4 separate regions of the Homo sapiens genome follow, and all the other regions are linked to region 3. The links are chromatin contacts, found by Hi-C or POLR2A ChIA-PET in ENCODE. All regions are on one chromosome and are shown on one strand. Each heading gives the region's core, a stretch centred on a gene start or an enhancer-like site at or near the end of the contact. The rest is flanking DNA. Distances are from core to core; before and after follow the strand shown. Region 1 overlaps EIF2B3 (eukaryotic translation initiation factor 2B subunit gamma). Region 2 holds the start of IPP (intracisternal A particle-promoted polypeptide). Region 3 holds the start of LINC01144 (long intergenic non-protein coding RNA 1144). Region 4 overlaps ZSWIM5 (zinc finger SWIM-type containing 5).

Evidence for each region. A loop is a pair of places that touch in the nucleus more often than their neighbours do. ChIA-PET counts read pairs that join two places held with the same protein, here RNA polymerase II (POLR2A). Pooled maps may share reads with other maps.
Region 1: a pooled map shows a loop between it and region 3 (2.4-fold over the local background). The contact joins the enhancer-like site here to the promoter of LINC01144 in region 3. A Hi-C loop is called at or near these places in 2 of 50 pooled maps. POLR2A ChIA-PET finds 5 or more read pairs at or near these places in 4 of 52 experiments (Panc1, activated CD4-positive, alpha-beta memory T cell, activated CD8-positive, alpha-beta memory T cell and 1 more).
Region 2: a map of CD4-positive, alpha-beta T cell shows a loop between it and region 3 (19-fold over the local background). The contact joins the promoter of IPP here to the promoter of LINC01144 in region 3. A Hi-C loop is called at or near these places in 2 of 168 maps with a recorded cell type or tissue (B cell and CD4-positive, alpha-beta T cell) and 10 of 50 pooled maps. POLR2A ChIA-PET finds 5 or more read pairs at or near these places in 1 of 52 experiments (B cell).
Region 4: a pooled map shows a loop between it and region 3 (5-fold over the local background). The contact joins the enhancer-like site here to the promoter of LINC01144 in region 3. A Hi-C loop is called at or near these places in 7 of 168 maps with a recorded cell type or tissue (HUES64, IMR-90, lower leg skin and 2 more), 2 of 37 single-sample maps with no recorded cell type and 4 of 50 pooled maps. POLR2A ChIA-PET finds 5 or more read pairs at or near these places in 15 of 52 experiments (AG04449, AG04450, HEK293T and 11 more).

What each region holds. Positions count from the first base shown.
Region 1 is chr1:44,943,289-44,949,595 of GRCh38, reverse strand. All of the region lies in intron 3 of EIF2B3 (eukaryotic translation initiation factor 2B subunit gamma), which reads left to right. Among named protein-coding and RNA genes, the nearest start is that of EIF2B3, 40 kb to the left of the region's middle. Within about 2 kb of position 2,420, at least 9 of the 41 ENCODE cell types and tissues checked have a DNase peak (open chromatin) inside an H3K27ac peak, as active enhancers do.
Region 2 is chr1:45,746,275-45,752,279 of GRCh38, reverse strand. IPP (intracisternal A particle-promoted polypeptide) reads left to right here and starts at 1,627. Exons shown (of 9, transcript NM_005897.3): 1 at 1,627-1,683; 2 at 5,819-6,005. The coding sequence starts at 5,869. LOC105378693 (a long non-coding RNA gene) reads right to left here and starts at 1,331. Exons shown (of 3, transcript XR_947290.2): 1 at 1,032-1,331. RefSeq lists a silencer at 1,517-1,786.
Region 3 is chr1:45,301,649-45,308,036 of GRCh38, reverse strand. LINC01144 (long intergenic non-protein coding RNA 1144) reads right to left here and starts at 4,127. Exons shown (of 1, transcript NR_024270.1): 1 at 2,418-4,127. LOC105378691 (a long non-coding RNA gene) reads left to right here and starts at 4,291. Exons shown (of 3, transcript XR_947287.4): 1 at 4,291-4,545. RefSeq lists enhancers at 1,445-1,624, 3,795-4,034, 4,495-4,554 and a silencer at 4,225-4,404.
Region 4 is chr1:45,031,239-45,037,584 of GRCh38, reverse strand. It overlaps ZSWIM5 (zinc finger SWIM-type containing 5), which reads left to right. Exons shown (of 14, transcript NM_020883.2): 9 at 1,286-1,546; 10 at 1,762-1,897; 11 at 3,116-3,273. Among named protein-coding and RNA genes, the nearest start is that of UROD, 22 kb to the right of the region's middle. Within about 2 kb of position 4,069, at least 2 of the 41 ENCODE cell types and tissues checked have a DNase peak (open chromatin) inside an H3K27ac peak, as active enhancers do; they include OCI-LY7, where a contact is called at or near this core.

The DNA of each region.
Region 1 (6,307 bases), core at 1,171-3,670, 360 kb after region 3:
AACAGTCAGTCTCTACAAAGGGAGCATTCACCTCTGTCAGAATGTATACTGTTTCTAAACATTTAAAATCAGATGTTTTAATATTTGAGTCAAATTAAACAAAGAGAAGGAGATAACAGGAAAAGTACTAACATTTACTCATGCGTGTTTGCCAGCACTAGGTTGAACTCTGAATATACAAAGATAAAAGGGCTCCTTATGGAGCTCAAAGTCTAGATGGAAAAAATATATATGTAATCCAATTAGTGATTTAAGGTCTGTAATGGATCAGAAAATGCATCATCTCTAGGGGAGATAATATATCGGCTCTGCCCTTTCTAGTAACTGTGACAAGACCTGAATTTTGATGGATAAATATATAATAGAGTAGGAAGACAGACTAGGGTATACATTCTTGGCAGTCGACTCTATCAAATTAACACTGGCGGCCAGGTGCAGTGGCTCATGCCTGTAATCCCAGCACCTGAGGAAGCCAAGGCAGGAGGATCACTTGAGGTCAGGAGTTTGAGAACTAGCCTGGCCAACATGGCGAAACACTGTCTGTACTAAAAATGTAAAAATTAGCTGGGCATGGTGGCATGTACCTGTAATCCCAGCTACTTGGGAGGCTGAGGCACAAGAATTGCTTGAACCTCGGGGGGCGGAGGTTGCAGTGAGCCGTGATCGTGCCATTTTACTCCAGCCTGGGCAATAGCCTGGGCAATAGAGCGAGACTCTTTCTCAAAAAAAAAGAAAAGAAAAGAAAAGAAAAAGTTAACATTGGCTATGTGGAGGGGAGTTGGGGGAGAGAAGACTGAATTAGGTAGGTGGAGTCATATTTTGAAGACCCTTAAAATCATGCTAAGGAATTCCAACTTAATCTTGTTGAGCAGCAATCTCCAAAATAGGCTGTACTCAAAGCCAGGTGGTGTACAGAATTAAGTACCAGAGGAAAATGTTAGAATTTCTTGTTTTTAAATGTTTTATTTATTCCTTTTTAAATGTCTATCTTTATATATATTATATAAAGAGCATATCATATTATAGTGATCTATATATTTTTTTAAAAATTTTAAGGTAAGTGGCAATAAGTTCAACTTTTTTGATGTTTGGAAAACACTGTTTTAGGGTGTCTTTGAGCAGGGAAAAGACATATGCAGTAGAAATTAGAGTATGGATTAGAATAAGGGAAAACTGGAGCAAGAGAGACACCAGCCAAGAGACTGGAAGAAGATTTTGAGACCTGAACTAAGGCAGTGCAATAGGGGAAGAGTAGGGGACAGGGCAGGAGAGGAAGGACTTCCATCCTGGACTATGGGCGGATTTCTGGCATCAGATTCTGGATGGTAGCAACAGCATGATTAAACTAAGGAATATAGTAAGGATATTTAGCTGTGAGCCCAAGGATTATCACATTTCTTACTTACTGACTGAGTTGGTCATTTCCCTTCCTAGAGCTACTGCCCCAACCTCAGTGAAAACAATGTGGCAGTTGGCCCTTGGCCTTGCACTTTGAGGACTATAGACTGGAATCTTTTCCAAGCATTTTAAACCAAAACTGAGGTCTCCATTGCAGTTAGCCTTTGGTGTTTATTCAAGCACACAAACTATGCCAGGTGCAGTGGCTCATGCATGTAATCCCAGCATTTTGGGAGGCTGAGGCAGGAGGATTGCTTGAGTCCAGGAGTTTGAGACCAGCCTGGGCAATATAGGGAGACCCCTTGTCTAAAAAAAAAGAAAAGAAAAGAAAAAGCACACAAACTACTCTTGGGGATTTGACTGGGATTGGACCACATAGGAAAATGTAAAATGTGACCTTCATAGTCACACCAAGTAGCTGAATTCATGAGTTCCATATGGGCAGGGGTGGCATGCAGGCTGGTGATTTGGATCATAGCCATTATTTGTGGAAGCACTGGGTGAGTAGAGAAGCATGGTAGTTACCTTGCCCTGACAGTTTTTTTCCAAGGGAGTAAATGTGTTTTTCTTTCTCCTTGTCATAAGAAATCGGTTGCCAGATTGTGTTATTTATAACAATCTGTCATGGAACAGCTGCCAGGAAAAGAAAAGAGGCTATTCCCAGTAGCTCTCCTCACCTCCCGCCCCACCACTACAGCCACACACACACACATCCGGTTTTCTGATTTAACCTTTTTTCCCCTCTAATTTTACTCAGTGGTTTTGGCTTGATCGAAAATGTTCTTGTAATGAGAGATTTCTGGGCTTTGCCATGGCTTGGTAATTGGGTTTTCTGAGCTTAATTTGTTTACTTTAGTCAAGACTAACTGGCAGCAGTTTGGATTTTGAATTCCTGGGTGTTTTGGACACTTTAAACACTAAAGTGCTGCCTTCCCTTGAAACCTTGCATGTTTCTATATTGTCAAGAGTGCACACATCTGCTTTCCTTCTGAGTTGTGCTTTCTGCCCTTGACATTGCCCTGGCTTCTCTAGAGGAGCAGGCTTGGGATGAGGCATACCAATGACTGTTGGAATAGTGAGTAGGGAGATCTTTGGAGAGGCCAGTTGGTCTCTGCAGAAGAGGCATACTGTTGGCATTAGAAAAGAAGTGGGTCCATGAAACAAAGGCAGCTGAGTGTTGGCATGTTCAGGGAACTTTAAAATTAACTGCATTTCTGACACACAGTTGCTTCACAGTCCAAACAGTCCATGTTTATTCATGGCTTGTGGTCACACATGATCAAAAATACTTCTCTGGGTCTTATCAGTTTTTCTACTTTCTCTCTCTGGGCTCCAGTTACTAGAAAGCCATTTGCATTCCTAGAATGGGCTTTACATTTTAGAATAAAAATAAAAACAATGATCATTTCTTTCTGTTACAGCGTTTATAAAATCAGGCCAGGCTCAGTGGCTTATGCCTGTAATTCCAGCACTTTGGGAGGCTGAGACAGGAAGATCACTTGAGCCTAAGAGTTTGAGACCAGCCCTGGCAACATAGTGAGATCCCGTCTCTACAAAAAAAAAAAAAAAAGAAGAAGAAGAAGAAATTAAAATTAGTGGACATAGTGGCATGTGGTGCCTGTAGTCCCAGCTACTTAGGAAGCCGAGGTGGTAGGATGCTTGAGTCCAAGAATTTGAGGTTACAGTGAGCTATGATCACACCTCTGCACTCCAGCCTGGGCAACAGACTGAGACCCTGTCTCAAAAAAAAAAAGGTATTATGAAGGTATAAGTGTGATTTAGCTTTCCTTTCTTTCTTCTTCTGAGATTTCCAGCTTTGGAAATTGATCAGACAACAAACACTTTCCTTTGGAAGTGATGGAGTTGCACAGAGGATGAGATGTGTTTGGTCTCAGTGACTCTTACATGGTGCATTCTCTGGGAACAGAGGCAGGAGAGGGGCTGATGGAACAGCACCTCCGTCTGTATGCTAGGCCCTGTTCTTTCAGACCCACGCCTTTCTTTTCACACTAAGAACAGATGGCAACCAGACATTGAGTGGAGGGGTCTGTTCCTTGTGATCCTTGGGGATTTTGCATTCAGTTTAGCAAAAAGTCATCAAAACGCAAAGAGAGAAATGAGCCTACAGCCTGTTCACAATTATGCAGGACTTGTTTGGCATTCACTGTACTGACAGATTTAAACACTTTTGCAGATATCGAATGATAACAGCATTTATTTGCCAAGACAACATTGTTACCACTTCTGAGGCATCTGCATTGGAGTCATTTTCTTGATTTTGGAGTATACTTAATAGTTCAATTTATTGTAGATCAGTAAACTTGCAAAAAAACAGCCATCTTATTAGAGAAACTTAGAAAAATAGAAAGGGGATTTTTTTCCTCAGCAAATTGTCATTTTCATTCTGATGAAATGGGGCAACTTCTGTACTGTTGTAATGACAACTCTGTGAATGTCTTTAGTAATGATTTGTCTCCTTGTCTTTCTAAGCATTGTTCTAAGTAGGATTCTGCAGGCTGTTTCTTTAGTTTGTATGTATGTGGTCTGATTTGTTCACGTTTGCTGCTTCCTGCATGGTGAGTTGCAGGTGTAGGGTTTTTTTTTTTCCTAAAGAGATGTTTATGGGAACTTTTTTTTTTTTTTTGAGACGGAGTCTTGCGCTGTTACCCAGGCTGGAGTGCAGTGGCGCGATCTCGGCTCACGGCAAGCTCCGCCCCCTGGGTTCATGCCATTCTCCTGCCTCAGCCTCCCGAGTAGCTGGGACTACAGGCGCCTGCCACCACGCCCTGCTGATTTTTTGTACTTTTAGTAGAGACGAGGTTTCACCATGGTAGCCAGGATGGTCTCGATCTCCTGACGTTGTGATCCACCCGCCTCGGCCTCCCAAAGTGCTGGGATTACAGGTGTGAGCCACCGCGCCCAGTGGGAACTTTTTTTTTTTTTAGTCTCAGAGTTAAAATCTAAAAAGAATTTAGAGAGCCTTAAGCAGAAGAGTAGGAAACAATCCGAATTTGAGCTTAACTTTAAAAGGCCTTCAAAAGAAATTGTTCAGGCTATAAATAACAAGTTACATGTGGAAAAAGAAATGGTGATTCTGTTGCAGATTCTATATTCAGAATAAGAAATTTCAGGCAGTAACATAAGGCATTCTGATGGTTGAGTCTCACTTTCTGAGCAAACAAGACTCTTTGATTTGGTAGACTATGAGTTGAAATCATCCATTTTCCCACCCAAACCAGGAATCATGATTTTAAATTAAAATATTAGGAAAGTTTGGAGTACTTACAAAAAAAAAAATACATGTAGACTCACTTCATTCTTGAACCCAAAATAATTTGGTCCAATGTTTTCCAGACTATTTATTTATTTGAGACAAGGCCTCACTCTGTCACCCAGGCTGGAATCCAGTGGAGTAATTGTAGCTCACTAGAGTCTTGAACTCCTCTGAGGTTTAAGCAATCCTCTTGCCTCAGCCTCCCAAGTAGCTGGGACTATAAGTGCATGCCACCACACCTGGCTAACTTTTAAAAAATTTTATTTGCTAATTTAAAAAATGTTTTATGTATTTTTAGAGATGGGGTCTTACTGTGTTGTTCAGGCTGGCCTCAAACTCCTGGCCTCAAGTGATGCTCCTGCCTCAGCCTCCAGAGTAGCTTGGCTTACAGGTGCAAGACACTGTGCCAGGCCTTTTTTTTTTTTTTTTGAGACAGCATCTTGCACTGTCACCCAGGCAGAAGTGCAGTGATGTGATCATAGCTCACTCTAACCTTGAACTCCTGGGCTCATGCAGTCCTCCTGCCTTGGCATCCCAAAGCACTGGGATTACAGGTGTGAGCCACTCTGCCCAGCCTAGACTTTTTTAAAGTAGCATAATTGGTTTTCCAAGACAAAGCTTATCCAGAAGCCTGGAAAATAAAATTAATAAAAGAGGAGCTGCCTTGGTTGATTCACGAAGGGCAAATCAGAACCTGCCTTTCCCTGAGGCACCTCTGGGATTACAGGCATGTGCTACTGTGCCTGGCCCTAAACTATGTTTCTTTTTTTTCTTTCTTTGGAGATAGAGTCTTGCTCTGTCACCCAAGCTGGAGTGCAGTGGTGCTATCTCGGCCCACTGCAATTTCCACCTCCTGGGTTCAAGCAATTCTCCTGCCTCAGCCTCCCGAGTAGCTGGGACTATAGGCATGTGCCACCATGCCCGGCTAATTTTTGTATTTTAGTAGAGATAGGGTTTCACTGTGTTGCTCAGGCTGGTCTCAAACTCCTGAACTCAGGCACTCCGCCCACCTTGGCGTCCCAAAATGCTGGGATACAGGCATGAGCCACTGCGCCCAGCCTAAACTATATTTCTTTAACACTATTCAGTAATACAGATTCTTTAGTTATACAAATAGCCATTACTAATTGTTAAATCTTAGTTACATAACTACTATAAATCTGTTTCTTCGTTGGTAAAGTGCTAATAATAACAGCTCTGGGCTAGGCGCGGTGGCTCACGCCTGTACTCCTAGCACTTTGGGAGGCCAAAGTGGGCAAATTGCTTGAGTCCAGGAGTTCGAGTCCAGCCTGGGAAACATAGGAAGACCCTGTCTCTACTAAAAATAAAAATAAAAATTAGCCAGGTGTGGTGGGGCACGCCTGTAGTCCCAGCTACTAGGGAGGCTGAGGTGGGAGGATCACTTGAGCCCAGGAAGTCGAGGCTGCAGTAAGCCATGATCATGCCACTGCACTCCAGCCTGGGTAACAGAACAAGACCCTGTCTCAAAAAAACAAAAATTTAGATATAGATATAGATATAGATATAGATATAGATATAGATATAGATATAGATAGTTCTTCCTGCATATGGTTGTTGTGAAGATTGAAATATGTTTTTGGCCAGGCGTGGTGGCTCACACCTGTAATCTCAGCA
Region 2 (6,005 bases), core at 378-2,877, 450 kb before region 3:
CCAGTAAGATATTTAGGAATGTAGCATGAATTTGCTAAGAATCAGGAATGTTTAAATGAATTTGCTGAGAAGGGTAAAAATGGCTTAATATGCTACAGGTCAATAAAACAATGTTTTGGTGTATCTTTTCTACAGACGGGCAAGAATTATTTTAAGTACTACCAGTTTTCTGGTGAAATACTTTAGTCAATAGAAAGTCAGAGCTCCCTATGGATGCAAATCCGTCCAGCCTTACACTGAAAGGGCACACAGAATTCTCTTTTCCTCATTTCCAAGTCTTTGACAATGTTTGCTGACAATAGGTCCCTGTTAGCAGTTTTTGGTAATGAAGTAGAAAAGAAGAAATAAAAATTTAGTGCACTGCGGGTCGTAAGTGTAAACATAGTTTTGTGAAGATTTTGTTTCAGGCCAGGCACAGTGGCTCACACCTCCCAGCACTTTGGGAGGCCGAGGCGGGCGGATCACTCGAGCCCAGGAGTTGGAGACCAGCCTGGTCAACATGGCGAAATCTTGTCTCTACTAAAAATACAAAAAATTAGCCTGGCGGTGGTGGCACAGGCCTGTAGTCCCAGCTACTCAGGAGGCTGAGGTGGGAGGACTACCAGAGCCCAGGAAGTCGAGGCTGCAGTGAGCCGAGATGGCACCACTGCACTCCAGCCTGGGCGACAAAGCCAGGCCCTGTCTCATAAAAAGAGAAAGAAATACACTTTGGGAGGCCGAGTCGGGCGGATCACCTGAGGTGGGGAGTTTGAGACCAGCCTGACCAACATGGAGAAACTCAGTCTGTACTAAAAATACAAAATTAGCCGGGCATGGTGGCGCATGCCTGCAATCCCAGCTACTTGAGAGGCTGAGGCAGGAGAATCGCTTGAACCCAGGAGGCGGAGGTTGCGGTGAGCCGAGATCCGGCCATTGCATTCATTCTAGCCTGGGCAACAAGAGCGAAATTCCGTCTCAAAAAATAAAAAATAAAAATAAAAATAAAGAAATGAGATTTTATGTTAGATATATACTTCTATATATATACTCACAAGTATGTGGTATTGAGTTTGATGTAAAATATTTTTGTTCACCGTAGGCTGGGATCAAAACAGTTTGAAAGCCACTAATGTGACACATGAGGGTCAACAGTGAAAAAAACTGGACTTTTGAGTTCTTCCTTCCCCAAAATAAGTATCCCTTCAGTGCCAGGCTCAGTCATGCACTCAGAAAACGATTCGAGAGAACAGTAGAGAAGGACCGTGCCAGGTGTTCGGCTCGTCTCTGCTTAACTGAGATCCGCGGCCTTCTTGGGACACCACAAGAATCAGAGTGCAAGCGGAATGGAAAGGGCGAGCCAGCCGGCCCCAGCAGGCAGAAGCAGAGGCTTGCAGCTAAGCTGTTGATCCTTGGGGAAGCAAGCCCAAGCCCTGGGCCCCATCAGTGGGCACTGAGAGGCGCCAGCGGCCCAGTCTCCCGCGAGCGGAAGAACCTCGCGCACGCGCAGTGAAAACCCAGGGCCCGCGAAGCGTCCGAAGTCCCTTCCCACCGCCCGGCTTCGCCTCCAGTTCTCGGGGAACTGTACGGCCCAGTCACTCCCGCCTCGTCACCCCCGCCAGGTTTCCCCCGCCCTCTCCGGCCGGGGCTGGTCGCGACTGCGCGCGCAGGGCCTGAGCGGGCGCCGGAGGGAAGGGGAAGCGGCGGGTAAGGAGGGCCTGCGTTCGGGCGCGTCTGTGACGGGGTTGGGAACTTCCTCTTCTACTCCCTCCGGCTTTCCGGACCCCTGAGGACTGGAGTGAGAGAAGCCTCTAGAACTGTGTATTTCCTTGTCTTTCCTTCTGCCGCCGCAGGCCTTCCTCCGACAGTCTAAGTGTCGCCCTCCCCAGACCTTCTCGTCCGGACCGCTCCTGCCTCCCCCGCCCCAACTGGGGAATCCTGAGGCTGTGTCCCCAGTCCCTCTGTTGTCGCCTCGTTTGTCTGAGATCCCTTCCCTGACCTTTAGGTAGCGCAGGAACGATTATTAGCTTTTAGTGTAGCAGCAGTTTAGGGCTAGCTCTCTAGGCCGGGCCCCCAACTCAAGCACAAAGAACCACGGGTGTTTTGACACTTGTTCCGGGGATTCTTTCTGACACCCCTTTGCTGAAGCAGTTTCCACATGTTCCCAGCAGTGAATTCAAAGCCAGCAAACATAGGTCCGCTTTAGTTCCTCTGGGCATTTCTACCGTTTCCTAATAATCTGCTTTTTTTTTTGAGACAGTCTCGCCCCTTCTCCTAGGCTGGAATGCAGTGGTGCGATCACAACTCACTGCAGCCTCGACTTCTCAGGCTCTAGCGATCCTCTCACCTCAGCCTCCCAAGTAGCCGGAAGTACAGGCTTGCCCCATCACAGCCAGCTAATGTTAAAACAATTTTTTTTGCGGCGGGGGGCTCGCTGTATTGCCCAGGCTGGTCTTGAACTCTAGGACTCAAGCGATCCTCCCTGGCCGGGCGCGGTGGCTCACGCCTGTAATCCCAGCACTTTGGGAGGCCGAGGCGGGCGGATCACGAGGTCAGGAGATCGAGACCATCCTGGCTAACACGGTGAAACCCCGTCTCTACTAAAAATGCAAAAAATTAGCCGGGCGTGGTGGCGGGCGCCTGTAGTCCCAGCTGCTCGGGAGGCTGAGGCAGGAGAATGGCGTGAACCCGGGAGGCGGAGCTTGCAGTGAGCCGAGATCGTGCCACTGCACTCCAGCCTGGGCGACAGAGCGAGACTCCGTCTCAAAAAAAAAAAAACAAAAAACAAAAACAAAACAAAAAAAAAAAACAAAAAATCAAGCGATCCTCCCGACAGGACATCCCAAAGTGCTGGGGTTATAGGTGTGAGCCACCTTGCCCAGTCAACAATCTGCTTTTCAAGTTTGGGGCACGTGAGGCATGCAACGTCACAGAATTGTGCTCTTTTCCTTTGGAAATATGGTCACTCCACATGCCACCTTTTGGGATGACGTTCCTACTCCACTGACAGTGGGATGGTATCAGCAGTTACTGAGAAGCATGGTAACAGACTAGTATTTCTGTTGTCTGCCACCCGAATGGATATTCAGTCAACTCTTTCTTGTAGCAGGAGGCAGCATTTTAGCTCAGTGGCTGTGCTTGATGCCTTGAAGTAGGGGACAGAGGAGGTACCTTGTAATTAAACCACTAGGGTTCAAAATGTGCTGACAGAAATGTAAAACAGAAAAGGCCTGACAGTCATGTCATGTTGATAATAGTTCCAGGTCACATTTCTGTGTAGGGCCAAATACATGGTTTCTCCGCCCCCACCCCCTTTTTTTCCTTTTTTTTTTTTGAGACGGAGTCTCTCTGTTGCCCAGGCTGGAATGCAGTGGCTCCATCTCCACTCACTGCAACCTCTGCCTCCCAGGTTCAAGCGATTCTCCTGCCTCAGCCGCCCACGTCACTGGGATTACAGGCGCCCACCACCATGACTGGGTAATTTTTTGTATTTTTTAGTAGAGATGGGGTCACCATGTTGGCCAGGCTGGTCCTGAACGCCTGACCTCTGGTGATCCACCCGCCTCAGCCTTCCAAAGTGCTGGGATTAAAGGCGTGAGTCACCGCACCTGCTTTTTGTTGTTGTTGTTGTTGAGACACGGTCTTGCTCTGTTGTCCAGGCTGGAGTGCAGTGGCACCATCTCAGCTCACTGCAGCCTGGACTTCCCTGGCTCAGGTGGTCCTCCCACCTCAGCCTCCCCTGAGTAGCTGGGACTACAGGCCTGTGCTATCATGCCTGGCTAATTTTTTTGTATTTTTAGTAGAGACAGGGTTTAGCCATGTTGCCCAGACTGGTCTCAAACTCCTGGACTCAAGCGATCTGCCTGCCTCAGCCTCCTAAAAATCTGGGCTTACAGGTATGAGCCACTGTGCCCAGCCCCTTTCACCCTCTTTAAAAAATTTATTTTTCACTTCAATTTGGGTGACAGAGTGAGACCCTGTCCCCCAAAATAGATATTTTTTAAATTGGCACATAATAATTGTTTTATATTTACATTTATGAGGTACAGTGTGATATTTTGATACATGTATATAATGTATAATTATCAAATCAGGGTAATTACCATATTCATCACCTCAAACACTTCTTGCTATTATATGCTAGTTATATGTAATATGTTGATATTCTGTAGATGGTGATATGAAGTTTTAGCAGCTACCTTCGAATCTCTCAATCAAATTTCTCAATAAGTTAATTCCTAGAAAGTGATGATAATCAGCCTTGTTATTTTGACTTTGATAAGTTTAAATGCTATAAACGTAACCATTTTTTTTCTAACATCAGCCCACACTATAAGTCTTATTACCCATTGTCATTGATACCTAAATTACAAAATCTTAGTCATCTTAAATTTCCCTGTGCTATTCCATATGTCTTATATTACAGGATCTCATGGTTTTTTTTTTTTTTTTTTTTTTTTTTTTTTTTTGAGACAGAGTCTTGCTCTGTTACCCAGGCTGGAGAGCGGAGGGCAGTGGTGTGATCTCAGCTCACTGCAACCTCCATCTCCTGGGCTCAGGTGATTCTTGTGCCTCAGCCTCCCAAGTAGCTGGGATTATAGCCCTGATCCACCACGCCTGGCTAATTTTTATATTTTTAGAAGAGACGGGGTTTTGTCATGTTGGTCAGGTTGGTCTCGAACTCCTGGATTCAAGTGATCCTCACGCCTCAGCATCCCAACGTGCTGGGATTACAGGCGTGAGCCACTGTGCCCAGCAGTTTCTTTATTTAAAAAGTAATTTAGAACGTGTCCGGTGGCCTAATAATTCCTATGCAGTGTGATATGGTGGAACAGTCCTGGATTTAGAGTAAGAAGGCCTGGATTCAGATACTGAGACTGTCATACTAACATTGTATCCTTGGGGAAACTTTGAGCTTCAGTTTCCTTTTCTCTCATTTTAGATAAGATTATCTTTTCTTCTCACCTCTTAATTATTGTGAGAGTTACCATTGACATAATATGTGGAGAAGTTAAAAGTTAAAAAAAAAACCCAACCTAAGCTGTTGTTATTTCTCCTTGTTCTCATTCATTTCACAAACATTGGAAACCTAACATATGTTATATACTGGTGCTAAAGCTATGAAAGATAGTACCTGCCTTTAAAGGGCTGTGTTTCAAGGAGCTCTGAAGCGCGCGCGCGCGCTCGTGTGCGCGCGCATGCGCGCACTAAGAGTAGGGTGGTAGGGTATTTGATAAGGTAGACCTGTGCTATAGAATGTAAAACCAATAAGCTTAGGGTGAGCAACAAACTCAGATGAGTTTGGGAACATATTTCCACAATTCCAGAGGAGCAATGGGGAAAGGTTCCTGGAGGAAGTTATATTTGAACAGAGTCTTAAATTATAACAAGAATCCCGAAGGGCTTTGTGTGCTACGGGAAGTGTACACATTGAATGATTTTAAGCAGTTAGACTGATCACAACTGCTTTTCGAAAGTTGCTGTTGTCTGTGATGTGTGCTCTGTGATGTGTGCTTTGTTAACTTTCTGTCTTTGTGTTTTATTATTATTTTTTTTACTCCATCAAGAAGTGTCCTCTCCTCATACCTTAATATTAACTGTTTATCTTTCAGTTTCTAGTGCAGGTCCCATTTCTTGTGTGAAGCATTCTCCAATTATTTTAGCTTCCCTACTTATTTCATTCTCTGAAACCATATTAGAAATAGTAATAGTACCACACTTTAGTCCTTATTTGTTTTATGTCCTTAAGTAGATTTTAAGTATAGAGAATGCTTCTTATGTGTGAATAGAAAGCATGTTAAAAAAATTTTGTTGCTTGATCTCTTTGTATTTTGTTTTTCAGGGTAGTAACAGATTATGGGCAACAGTCCTTTTAATTAATCTACCGTCATCATGGCTAATGAGGACTGTCCCAAGGCTGCTGATAGTCCTTTTTCATCAGATAAACATGCCCAACTCATCTTGGCCCAAATCAATAAGATGAGAAATGGACAGCATTTCTGTGATGTGCAGCTGCAAGTTGGACAGGA
Region 3 (6,388 bases), core at 2,878-5,377:
AAAATTAAAAAATAAATAAAGTTATGAAACTGCCATTGCAAAATTATAACTGAGACAGTGAGGAAGATATGACCTAACTGACTCCATCTTGCTTCTAAACTCCAAGCTGTCGTTGTTCATTCCTGGACTTTGGGAGAAATTTAGTTTATAGTTTAGCTTTGAAACAAAGATGGTAACAGTCCTTTCCCAAAACAAACCTACCTACCATCTGTGGATTAGACTGCCTAAAGCCACAAAATTAGAGGTTATGGTAATTTTACTAAATAATTCAAGATATAACTACATTCATTAAACCAATATCAACATCTTATTTGTTAAAGGTTACACAAGCAAGATCATTCTGTCTTGGGCTGCGTTTATAGTTTTGTTACCCCTATGCCAAATTTTGACACCTTATAATATTTGGCAGGGATGAGTATGAAATTGCTTCATTAATACATGCAAAGAAAAATGTAGGCGGGCAATTCTTAAGATGTTTCTAATATTACCTTACCATTAATTTTAAAGCAAGCTTATTTATTAAAGATTTTACTTAAGTTACATAAACTTGAAAGAGCATTTCACTAGTCTTTTGTAGTATATGATTTAAGCGCTTTTCATTGTTTTAAGCCAATTAATTAGCACTCTTTTATATATTTTTAGTAGTGAAACACTGTGTACACAACACATAAATACACAGACATATTAGGCATGCTTTAGAACTACATTTTACAGATTTATGAAAACCTTTTTTTCCCCTATATTAGACTTTCAGATTCTTGATGACCTATTTCATAACCCTGGGCAGTTTTCAGCTAAATAGCCTTAAATTTGCATATTAAAGGAAACAACTTAGGTGAAAGTCAAATAGCAAAATTTACATTATAAGGTCGGAGAGAAAACGTTTGGTGTGCTAGAGGGAAATTAAAACAGATTTAATTGCCAATTAAGCATAAAATCGTAGAAATTATAAAGGCCTTTTAAATATATATACACACACACATAGACACACACATAAACAAATATCCTATAGCTTTTACTTCAGAACTTTTAGCCATGAGATAAACACAAATTCACCACCCTGCAAAAAGAACTTGTTGGATGCAGTGGTTTTTATCTTAATAGAAAAATAACAGCAGATTTAGAGCAGGCAGAAAAGAAAAAAATCGAGAAAAAGAGCACTTAGGAACTCTATAATTTGCAGGTCGATCTTAGGGCTCTTTTTCCTTAATGTAAATGTGCACAAAGACCATATTATTTCCATTTTACATAAACTTTGGCAAGTAGATGTGCCATACAACCTATGGAGTGCTGGAAAGGGGGTCATTCTCTTTGTTTCCTCCTCATTCTTATATTGTTTCCCAATTTTTTTTTCTCTCTTAATAGGAGGAACTGAGCTGTGGCCCAGGTTTTTTGATTGCTATGTGCTGCTTGTGGGCAGGATGCTACAGTGTGTCATCGCTGAGTCGTTTCCACCCTCTTACATGTCTCAGTTTCTCTCTCCAGAGGTTTATGACCCCAGAAAAGGCTCAAAAGGCTGGGCGATCAGCCCTTATATGCGTTTCCTGGATGAGCCATTTTTAAAATTAATTTTTGTTGGGGATTTCCCTCCAGGGCCGCTGCACGTCGCAAGGGGTTAACCCCCCCAGAGACTCCCATGAGGCCCCCAGTCACCTAGGGGCGCTTTCAGCTGGGAGGAGTAAATGCCTTTTCTCTTCAGAGCTGAGAAAACTGTCATTAACGTATGAAAACAACAGTTCACTTCTTCACGCAAATGCACACAGACAAACCGAATTAAGTTTAAATTTGGGAGAAAAAGCAATAGAGAAGACCCTTTAGAATGCATCTCTGAACAAGAATTAGGATCCTTAAACAACAACTTCAGACTGGAACAAAGCAACAACAACAAAAAAACCAACAATATGATCACTGAGCGCTCTAATGGTAAGGAGAAATTAAGACCAGCTGGTTGTTAATCTTAACTTTATCCAAGACAAACCCCAATTCAGTTACCTATCTAGGGATGGGTCTCAGGCCGAAGGCTGCTTTCTACCATCCTAGAAGCAGGAAAAAAACAAAAAACAAACTCATCTTCCCTGTTAGAAGTGAGCTCAGACTCCATAGGAGTTACCTGCATTCCATTGTCATGGAAGCAGGAGAAAAGTTGCCTTCCTTGTGTTGGAAGCAAGTAAAACTCTAGAAAAAGAGGAGTTGTACAGCAAAATAAACTTTAGATCTTGACTAAATTTTGGGAGATCAGGGATTCTCTGGACGGGGTACTCTCAGACCTCAGCAAATTGTCCTATTGGTTTGAGCCATAAAGTTAGCTCATGCTGGTACCATGCACCAATGGGAGATTTGTCAAAAGTCAGGGGCATCTCCACTCAGAATCCCTCAATGATTACCAAAATGTGAACCCTGAAAATTTGAGACAGGTCTCAGTTAATTCAGAAACTTTATTTTGCCAAGGTTGAAGATGCGTGCCCGTGACACAGCCTCAGGGAGTCCTGGCGACATGTGCCCAAGGTGGTCAGGGCACAGTTTGTTTTCATACATTTTAAGGAGACATGAGACATCAATCGATATATGTAAGAAGTACGTTGGTTCCGTCCAGAAAGGCGGGGACAACTCGAAGTGGGGAGGGGGCTTCCAGGTCGCAGGTAGCTGAGAGACAAATGGTTGCATTATTTTGTTTCTGACAAGCCTCTCCAAAGGAGGCAATCAGGTATGTGTCTATCTCAGCGAGCAGAGGAGTGACTGAATAAAATGGGAGGCAGGTTTGCCCTGAGTAGTTCCCAGCTTGACTTTTCCCTTCAGCTTAGTGATTTGTGGGGCCCCAAGATTTCCCACAAGTGAAAGGAAAATATCTCAATCCCCCGCCCCAAATCACCAAGCTCAAAGGAAAATTCAGGTTGGGAACTGCTCAGGCCACACCTGCCTCCCATTCTATTCAGTCACCCCTCTGCTCATGATGAACAGGATGCTGCTGAACCCTGGGGTCGCTGGGGCCTTAAATGACTTTGATGATGAGAGACTGGGCATGGAGAGCTAGAGGCCCTCATCTCCCTTCCCCAGCGAGTCGGAAGCGTCCCCATTACTAGTTCCTAGAATATGCTGAGATGTCTCAGGTTGCGGTGTGCAGCTGGGAGTTGCAGCCTGGCAGGAGGCCCAGGTTTTAGCCTGTGAACCGGGGCCCTGCTATGTAGGCCAGGGTGGCTCTGACCTGGCACTCTGTGGGGCCAGGGCAGACATAGCAGCAAAGGCCATGGGGTCACAAAGAGAGAGACTGCAGAAGGATCAGGAGTAACAGGCATAATGGGGCTATTCTTCCCTAGGCCTGAACACTGGGAAGGCACTGGCAGGGCCCCGGTTTTGATGGTGGATTCTTGGAGTAGGGGCCTTGGTAATAGGGCTCTGAGTGCTGGGGCAGAATGGGCTATCTTGACCCTTCATAGTCAGGGTCCCAAGTGGGCAATCCTGGAGCCTCCAGGTCTTTGGTCCAGCGGCGGGGTTTTCCACTCAAGGGCCACAGGTACAGACAAGCAGAGCAGAAACAGCCCCCCCGGCCTTTCACTTCCCACCTGCTCCCGAGGGAGAGAGTAAGGTTTCTGGGGGTAAGTGGGGGCTATCTGAAAGAAAAGGGTGATTTTGGCTGGGGCTCGGTGCCCTACAAGAGCCCTTGCTTGACTTTGACGCAAGGCACAGACTGGGCTCTGAAGGGGCAGGCTGGGGGGTAGACGTCGTCATGGATGTTGGATCTCCCTTCCGGCCATGGCCCAAGTACGACCCCTGTTCCCTTAAAGTCAGGACCTCGCAGAACTTTCGCAAGATGGGTCCTCGGAGTCTGCCCGCGATTGCGCTCCCAAGGGGTGCCGCTGCCGAGGGTAGGCGCGCCAGTCGAGATCAAAGCGGATGGGATGACGCCACTGGAGGGCGCGCGGGGCCGCGGGGCAGGGTGGTGCTCCTGCTGCAGGTTTCAGGCCTCTTCTGCCTTCTACAGCCGCCAGGTCAGCAGAGGCGGAGGCCCGGGCTGTGGATGGCCGAGGAGCCGAACTCGTGAAGCCACGTTCCTCCTGCAGCTCTTAACCCAGGCGCGGCGGCTCGCCGGGCCGCTCCCCTTACTCCGAAACCGTGAGCCTCAGCCCTTCCCTCTCTCCCCAATCCCAGGGGGCGCCGGCGGACACCCCAGAAACCCACGCGCTCTCGTTCCTGGTCCCGCCCCCTCTACGTTCCCTCCCCCTCTACGTTCCCTCCCCTTTTCCTTCCAGAGGCGGCGGCCCCGGAAGCTCCCGCCATTCTGGACCCGCCCCCTCCAAGCTCCCGCCCCTTTCCCTTCCTGTGGAGGCGGCCTCGGAAGCTCCCGTCTTTCTGGACCCGCCCCTTCCCCACCCTGCTCCGCCCTCGGCCCCGGCCCCCGCTCCGAGCTCCCTTAGCTCTAAGCGGTTCCGGAAGCTCCCGCCTTTCTGGACACGCCCCTGCCTCCCCCACAGGATTCCGACTCTCTCCCGGCTCGTCGAGGGCTTGACATTTTACCGGGGGGTGGCCCAGAAAAACCTCGTAGAGATGGTGACTTTAAAAAATTCTTTTTCGGCTAGGTGCGGTGACTCACGCCTGTAATCCCAGCGCTTTGGGAGGCCGAGGCGGGCGGATCACTTGAAATCACGAGTTCGAGATCCGCCTGGCCAACATGGTGAAACCCCGTCTCTACAAAAATACAAAAATTAGCCGGGCGTAGTGGCGCAGGCCTGTGGTCCCAGCTACTCGGGAGGTTGAGGTGGGAGGATCGCCCGAGCTGGGGGAGGTTAAGGCTGCAGTGAGCTGTGATCGCGCCACTGCACTCCAGCCTGGACGACAGGGCAAGATTGTGCCTTAAAAATAAAAACTTGTTTTGGTAAAATACACATAATATTTACCATATGTACTTTTTTTTTTTTTTTAAATGGAGTCTGGTTCTGTTGCCCAGACTGGAGTGCAGTGGCACACCACTGGGTTCAAGCGATTCTCGTGTCTCAGCCACCCATGTAGCTGGGATTACAGGCATGCGCCACCACGCTGGGCTAATTTTTGTCTTTTTAGTAGAGATGGGGGTTTCTGCCATGTTGGCCAGGCTGGTCTGGAACTCGTGGCCTCAGGTGATCTGCCTGCCTTGGCCTCCCAAAGTGCTGGGATTACAGGCTGAGCCACCGTGCCCGGCCCTACCATGATTTTTTTTTTTTTTAAACAGAAGTCTTGCTCTGTCGCCCAGGCAATGGCACGATCTCGGCTAATTGCATCCTCCGCCTCCGGGGTTCAAGTGATTCTCCTGCCTCAGCTTCCAGAATAGCTGGGATTACAGGCACCTGCACCATGCCCAGTTAATTTTTGTATTTTTGGTAGAGAGGGAGTTTCGCCATGTTGGCCAGGCTGGTCTCGAACACTTGACCTCAGGTGATCACCTGCCTTGGCCTCCCAGAGTGCTGGGATTACAGGTGTCAGCCACTGCGCCCAGCCTACCATGGTATTTTTAATGGCCACGTAATACCCTGTGTGTGTTATATTGTGTGGATGTGTTATATTAATTTAACCAGCCCCCTATTGATTAACATTGTAGCTGTTTATAAAATGGTGTAGTAAACATCCTTTCTGTAGGTCTTTGTGCACATATGGAGTATATTTGTAGGCTGATTTCTTGGAAGTAGAATTGTTGGGGTAAAAGCTATGTGTGTGTTTAATTTATGATTTTACCTATTTACCCTCCCACTAGTGACTTGTTTAGCTACATTTATTCAAATTGTCTGCACTCGCTTTCTCCACAACCTTACCTCCTACTCACTCCACAACTCATTCTAATTTGGCTTCTCTCTATCACTGCACCTTCAAAGGCTCTAAGGTCACCAATGATCTTCATGTTGTCCTATGGACAATCTTCAGATCTCATTTCACTGCTTCTCTAAAAGACTTCATACAGTTGACCATTCTCTCCTTTGTGAAACATTCTTCTCCCAGCTTTCATAGTGCCACATTCGCCTGGTTTTGCTCTAGCCATGTTGTCTTTCCTCTGCCCACTCTGAAATGTTGGTGCTGCTCAGAGCTTTGGTTACCATCTACATGCAGTTGATCCACACAGTGAAGTCTCCCTTCCTAACCTTTATTCAACTGCTTATTTGTCATCTTGAGTTGAATGTCCCACAGGGACCTCAAATCAATCATACCCAACATTATCCTCCCCCTTCTCATGCTCCCATCTCAGTAGCTGTTCCACTGCTCTCCTAGCCAGAAACCTACAGGTCTGGTTACTTGAATGTCCCTATTCCTCAATGCGCACCTCTAGTCAATCACCATGGCCCTGCCCATTCTATTTCCATAATCCTTTTCCCTTTTTTTTTTCTTTTGAGACAGGTTCTCGCTCTGTTGCCCAGGCTGGAGTGTA
Region 4 (6,346 bases), core at 2,820-5,319, 270 kb after region 3:
CACATAGCAATACCTAGAACAACAAGATGGTCTAATCCCTTTAAGGTGTTCACATTCTATGAAAGAGACAGAAACAAAAACAGACAATTACAGCATTACATAATGTGCTAGCAAAATATAAGATTTTATACTTCCCTAACTGGCTTAGCCAGTTCATATATTAAGAAGGAGATGGGCCGGGCGCAGTGGCTCTCGCCTGTAATCCCAGCACTTTGGGAGGCCAAGGCAGGCAGATCACCTGAGGTCAGGAGTTGGAGACCAGCCTGGCCAACATGGTGAAACCCCATCTCTACTAAAAATATAAAAATTAGCTGGGTGTGGTGGTGTGTGCCTGTAATCCCAGCTACTCAGGAGGCTGAGGCAGATGAATTGCTTGAACCCAGGAGGCGGAGGTTGCAGTAAGCCGATACCGTGCCACTGCTCTCCAGCCTGGGAGATGGAGCGAGACTCCCTCTCAAAAAAAAAAAAAAAAAAAAGGAGGTGGGGCTGGGCATGGTGGCTTATGCCTATAATCCCAGCATTTTGGGAGGCCAAGGTGGGAAAATCACTTGAGCCCAGGAGTTTGAGACCAGCCTGGGCAACATAATGAGACCCTATCTCTACAAAAAAAAATTAAAAATTATCTGGGCATGGTGGCATGTGCCTGTAGTCCCAGCTACTCAGGAAGCTGAAGTGGGAGGGTCGCTTGAGCCCAAGAGGTTGAGGCTGCATCAGTGACCCATGATTGCACCACTACACTCCCGCCTTAGCAACCAAGCAAGACTCTGTCTCCAAAAAAATTAAAAAAGAAAGAAGTGTGAATCTTTGTGGCTCTGTGTAACCTTTTTTTCAGTATATTTTCCTTACTATTCTGGGGTTCTGATTCAGCTTCCCTATGATAGCTGTTGACCAAGCTGTATCCCAAAGGTGGGAGGGAAAGACAGAAGACTAGGCCGAATACGGTGGCTCACACCTGTAATCCCAGCACATTCGGAGGCCGAGGTAGGCAGATCACCTGAGGTCAGGAGTTTGAGTCCAGCCTGGCCAACATGATGAAACCGCCCCTCTACTAAAAATACAAAAATTCGACAGGTGTTGTGGCATGCTCCTGTAATCCCAGCTACTTGGGAGGCTGAGGCAGGAAAATCGCTTGAACCGGGGAGGCGGAGGCTGCAGTGAGCTGAGATTGCACCACTGTACTCCAGCCTGGACAACAGAGCAAGACTCTGTCTCAAAAAAAAAAAAAAAAAAGAAAGAAGACTCTACCAAGCCTAACCTAAAGAATTTGGTGCCCTGTTGCCCTCAGATATGAATGAAAGCAGACCCCCTGTGTACCAGCATGTACCTGTGGCTGCAGGCTCCCCAAACAGCAGTGAGTCCTACCTGTCATTGGCCCTGGAAGTTGCACTGATGGGCCTGGGTCAACAGAGGTTAATGCCTGAAGGCCTCTACGCACAGGACAAGGTATGCCGTAATGAGGAGCAGCTCCTGAGCCAACTCCAAGAGCTGCAGCTGGACGATGAGCTAGTGCAAACACTGCAAAAACAATGCATCTTACTGCTGGAAGGTAAGTAGAAAAGAGTCTCTTGTCACGGTGTCTTTGGCCCATGACCCTGAGCTCCCCTCTCCAATAGAGTACAAGTACAGGAACATTTATGACATTAAAATGTAGTGAATGAAGGTTCCCATGATTAGCAAACATGCATGAGATACTGGGGCTCAAGTCCAGGCTGGCAGATGGAAGCATACAGATAAATAACTGGCTGGCTTATCTTCCTCCAGGAGGTCCTTTCAGCGGTCTGGGAGAAGTCATCCACCGAGAGAGTGTTCCCATGCATACCTTTGCCAAGTATTTGTTCTCAGCTCTGCTGCCTCATGATCCAGACCTGTCCTATAAATTAGCCTTACGTGCCATGAGGTGGGTAGCCCTTTCCCAGTCCAATTGCCTCCACCAAAGCAGAAGTGTCCAGTGCTCTTTTTCATTGCTTATTTCACTTTCTTTTCTTTCCCTCTTTGTCATTCTGTTGGACCCGCTACCAAGTGTACCTTAAAATGGCTCAGATATTTTTATATGATCTAGGATTCATATCTGGATTCCTTGTTGGTGACTTGGTTCCCTGGCAGTACTCATGGTTGATTGTCTGAGGAAGCCCCTGAGATGTTAATAAATAAGGAGCACTTAAGACCTGAGTCTTCCTGTTCAGTGGTTATTCAGGCAAGCTGAGAAGGGGTCTGAGCCCTTCTGTAGTTCAACTCAGTCAAGGTTCCCAGGCACAGGTCCCCAGAAGAAGCTGGGGGAAGTAGAGATAAATATGTTTACCCCAAGACTTGAGAACAATGAGCTATGGGCATCTTGTTTCCAGGCTAGAATAGGATCCTTGGTTTAGGCAGTTAAACCTCTGGGATGTAGCAGACTATACAGAAGAAGAATTTTAGTCAGACTGTAAGGCTGGGAGAATACCTTAGCTAAAACAGGAAATTCCTTGGCATGTATTTCTTATACTTTTAGAAATAACCAGGCTGGGTACGGTGGCTCAAGCCTATAATCCTAGCACTTTGGGAGGCCGAGGCAGGTAGATTGCTTGAGCCCAGGAGTTTGAGACCAGCCTGGGCAGCATGGTGAAACCCCATCTCTACAAAAACAAAAAATACAAAAATTAGCCAGGCATGTTGGTGCACACCTGAAGTCCCAGCTACTCAAGAGACTGAGGTGGGAGGATCGCTTGAGCCTGGGAGGTCGGGGCTGCAGTGAGCTGTGATTATGCCACTACACTCCAGCCTATGCAACAGAGAGAGACACTGTCTCAAAAATAAATAAAATAAACAACCCTATGATTCTTTTTAAAAATGTATTAACTTTTCTCTCTTTTTACAATATATCATACTATTCAACCCGATAGCTCTTGAACGGCCTTTCACATCCATTTGTAGTGGAAACTATTCAGCGTTGAGTACTCTTAAGTGCCCAGGCACTCACCTCATATAGTGTATAGTACCATAGGTTTAAAAACCTTCAAAGCTCTTAGTTAATCCTTTCCTCTCCCCAGTTCCTCCCCAGCAAAGAGCAAGCTTCTCTAAGGTGGCTCGGAAGCCCAGGGTCTGGATGGTGGCTGATGATTCTTCCTGGGTCTTCCAGGTTACCTGTTTTAGAAAACTCAGCTTCTGCAGGCGACACATCCCACCCTCACCATATGGTGTCTGTGGTGCCCAGCCGTTATCCTCGCTGGTTCACGCTTGGACACTTGGAATCACAGCAGTGTGAACTGGCCTCCACCATGCTGACTGCTGCCAAAGGTGAGCATAGATAGACCTTAAGCTCCAGCATCACCCGTCTGCCTGCCCAACCATGGCATGTCAAAGGCTTGGCCTGCAGTCTCCTGAGAAAGAGAAGCTCCTTGACCATTTAGAGTGATAGTGGTCCTCACTTTGATTGCTGCCATTAGAAAGAGCACCTGGCCAGGCGCGGTGGCTTACGCCTGTAATCCCAGCACTTTGGGAGGCCGAGGCGGGAGATCACGAGGTCAAGAGATCGAGACCATCCTGGCCAACATGGTGAAACCCCATCTCTACTAAAAATACAAAAAGTAGCCGGGCGTGGTGGCGGGCGCCTGTAGTCCCAGCTACTCGGGAGGCTGAGGCAGGAGAATGGCGTGAGGCAGAGCTTGCAGTGAGCCAAGATCGTGCCACTGCACTCCAGCCTGGGTGACAGAGCAAGACTCCGTCTCAAAAAAAAAAAAAGCACCTGGATCCAAGCCAAAACTTTACCCTAGTTACTAATTGTAGGATACCAAATATGTAAAATTAAATGATCTTTAAGGTACTTCTAAGTCTAACCTTCTGTTTGATAAAATCACTTCACCTTTCTACGCCTCAGTTTCAAATCTATAAAATGGGGATCATTGTCAATGACCTGTCAGCCTCCCAGGGCCACTGGAAGATCTAATGAAGTGATGACTAAGATAGAGCTGAACTCCTTACAGATATAAGAGTTGGTGATTTTTTTTTCAGTGCCCTGGTAAAAGATAGGCAGTCCAAAGTGATTCTCAGGCCTTTAAGCTCACATACATCCTGTTAGCTATGCAGGTTTCACCACAAACAGAAGTGAAAGTAAGCCCCTATATAAGAAGGAGCTATGATAAAATGCTAGCCACCATGAGCTCCTGAATATTTTAGACCAGGAAACTACATGGATTTTGAAGTTATTTTTTAATTAAAAATAACTTTATGTGGTATCTTCTTATTGTCCCCCCAAAAATACATGCTTATTAGAGAAAAGGTAAAAGTTACATATAAATTAATATAAAAATGATCAGCAAACAAATACAAAAATAGAACAAAGCATATGATCAGACAGTTCACAGAAAAGGAGATACAAATCGTTTTTAGACAACTAAAATACCTGGTATCACATTAGAAATACAAATTAAAATTAGCCTGAGATAACATTTTTTACTGATCTTATTGGCAAAAAACAAATCTGATAATGTGCATTCATGTGAGGAGTGTCAAGTGGGGAGTGGCGGTAGCCTGCATGGAGTATCAGATTCCAAGCAGGATAAGGAGGAGGACTACAGATCTAAGGAAATCAATGAACCACAAGCATAATAAACATGAAGAAAACTATACCATGGCACATCATAACCAAAATGCTTAAAACCAATAATAGAAAATCTACTTAAAAGCAATCAGAGTAAAAAAGATACATTACAAAGGACAAAAAAACAAGTATGGGAACAGATTTCTCATTAGAAACAATGTAAGCCAGAAAACAGTGGGAAAAAAAACCCTTAAAGTACTTTAAAAAAAAAAAAAATTATCAGGCCAGGCACGGTGGCTCACACCTATAATCCTAGCACTTTAGGAGGCCAAGGCGGGCAGATCACTTGAGATCAGGAGTTTGAGAACATCCTGGCCAACATGGTGAAACCCCTGTCTCTACTAAAAATACAAAAATTAGCTGGGCGTGGTAGTGCACACCTGTAGTCCCAGCTACTCAGGAGGCTGTGGCACGAGGATCGCTTGAACCTGGGAAGCAGAGGTTGCGGTGAGCCGAGTTGCACCACTGAACTCCTGCCTGGGTGACAGAGTGAGACTCTGTCTCAAAAAAAAAAAAAAAACAAAAACTGTCAAACTAGAATTTTATACCAATGAAAATATATTTCAGAAACAAAGATGAGGCCAGGTGCAGTGGCTCACACCTGTAGTCCCAGCACTTTAGGAGGCCAAGGCAGAAGGATCACTTGAGACCAGGAGTTTGAGACTAACCTGAGCAACATAGCAAGATCCTGTCTTTACAAAAAATTTTAAAAATTAGCCAGGTGTACTGGCAAGCACCCGTAGTCCCAGCTACTCAGGAGGCTAAGGCAGAAGGACTGCTCAAGCCCAGGAGTTAAGAGACTACAGTAAGCTACCATCATGACACTGCACTCCAACCTGGGTGACAGAGCAAGACCCTGACTCTTAAAAAAAAGAGAGATGAACTAAAAATCTTTTTCAGACAACCACAGTTCAATTAGAATTCGATAATAAAAAGATATTTTAAAATATCTTAAGTTTTTGGAAATTAAACCACATACGTGTATATTACTCATGGAGCAAAGAAAAAAATCACAAGAAAATTAGAAAATCTTTTGACTATATGAAAATGAAAGCACAAGTCAAAATTTGTAGAATGTAGCTAAGGTTTTACTTATAAATTTTTAGCAATAAATGAAAAATGCTTCAAATCAGTGATCTCAGATTTCACTTTTTTTTTTTTTTTTTTTTGAGATGGAGTCTTACTCCGTTGCCCAGGTTGGAATGCAGTGGCGTGATCTCCGCTCACTGCAAGCTCCACCCCCTAGGTTCATGCCATTCTCCTGCCTCCGCCTCCCGAGTAGCTGGGACTACGGGTGCCCGCCACCACGCCCGGCTAATTTTTTTGTATTTTTAGTAGAGGTGGGATTTCACAGTGTTTGCCAGGATGGTCTCGATCTCCTGACCTCGTGATCCGCCCACCTCAGCCTCCCAAAGTGCTGGGATTACAGGCGTTAGCCACTGTGCCCAGCCCAGATTTCACTTTAAGAAGTCAGAAAAAGAAAACCCAAGGTAAGCATAGGGAAGGAAATAATAAAAATGAGAGCAGACAGGTGCGGTGGCTCATACCTGTAATCCCAGCACTTCGGGAGGCCAAGGAAGGCAGATCACTTGAAGCCAGGAGTTCGAGACCAGCCTGGCTAACATGCTAAAACTCCATCTCTACCAAAAATACAAAAAAAAAAAATTGCGTGAGCATGGTGGCATGCGCCTATAATCCCAGCTACTCGGGAGGCTGAGGTACTATAATCATCTGAACACAGGAGGTGGAGGCTGCAGTCAGCCAAGATCA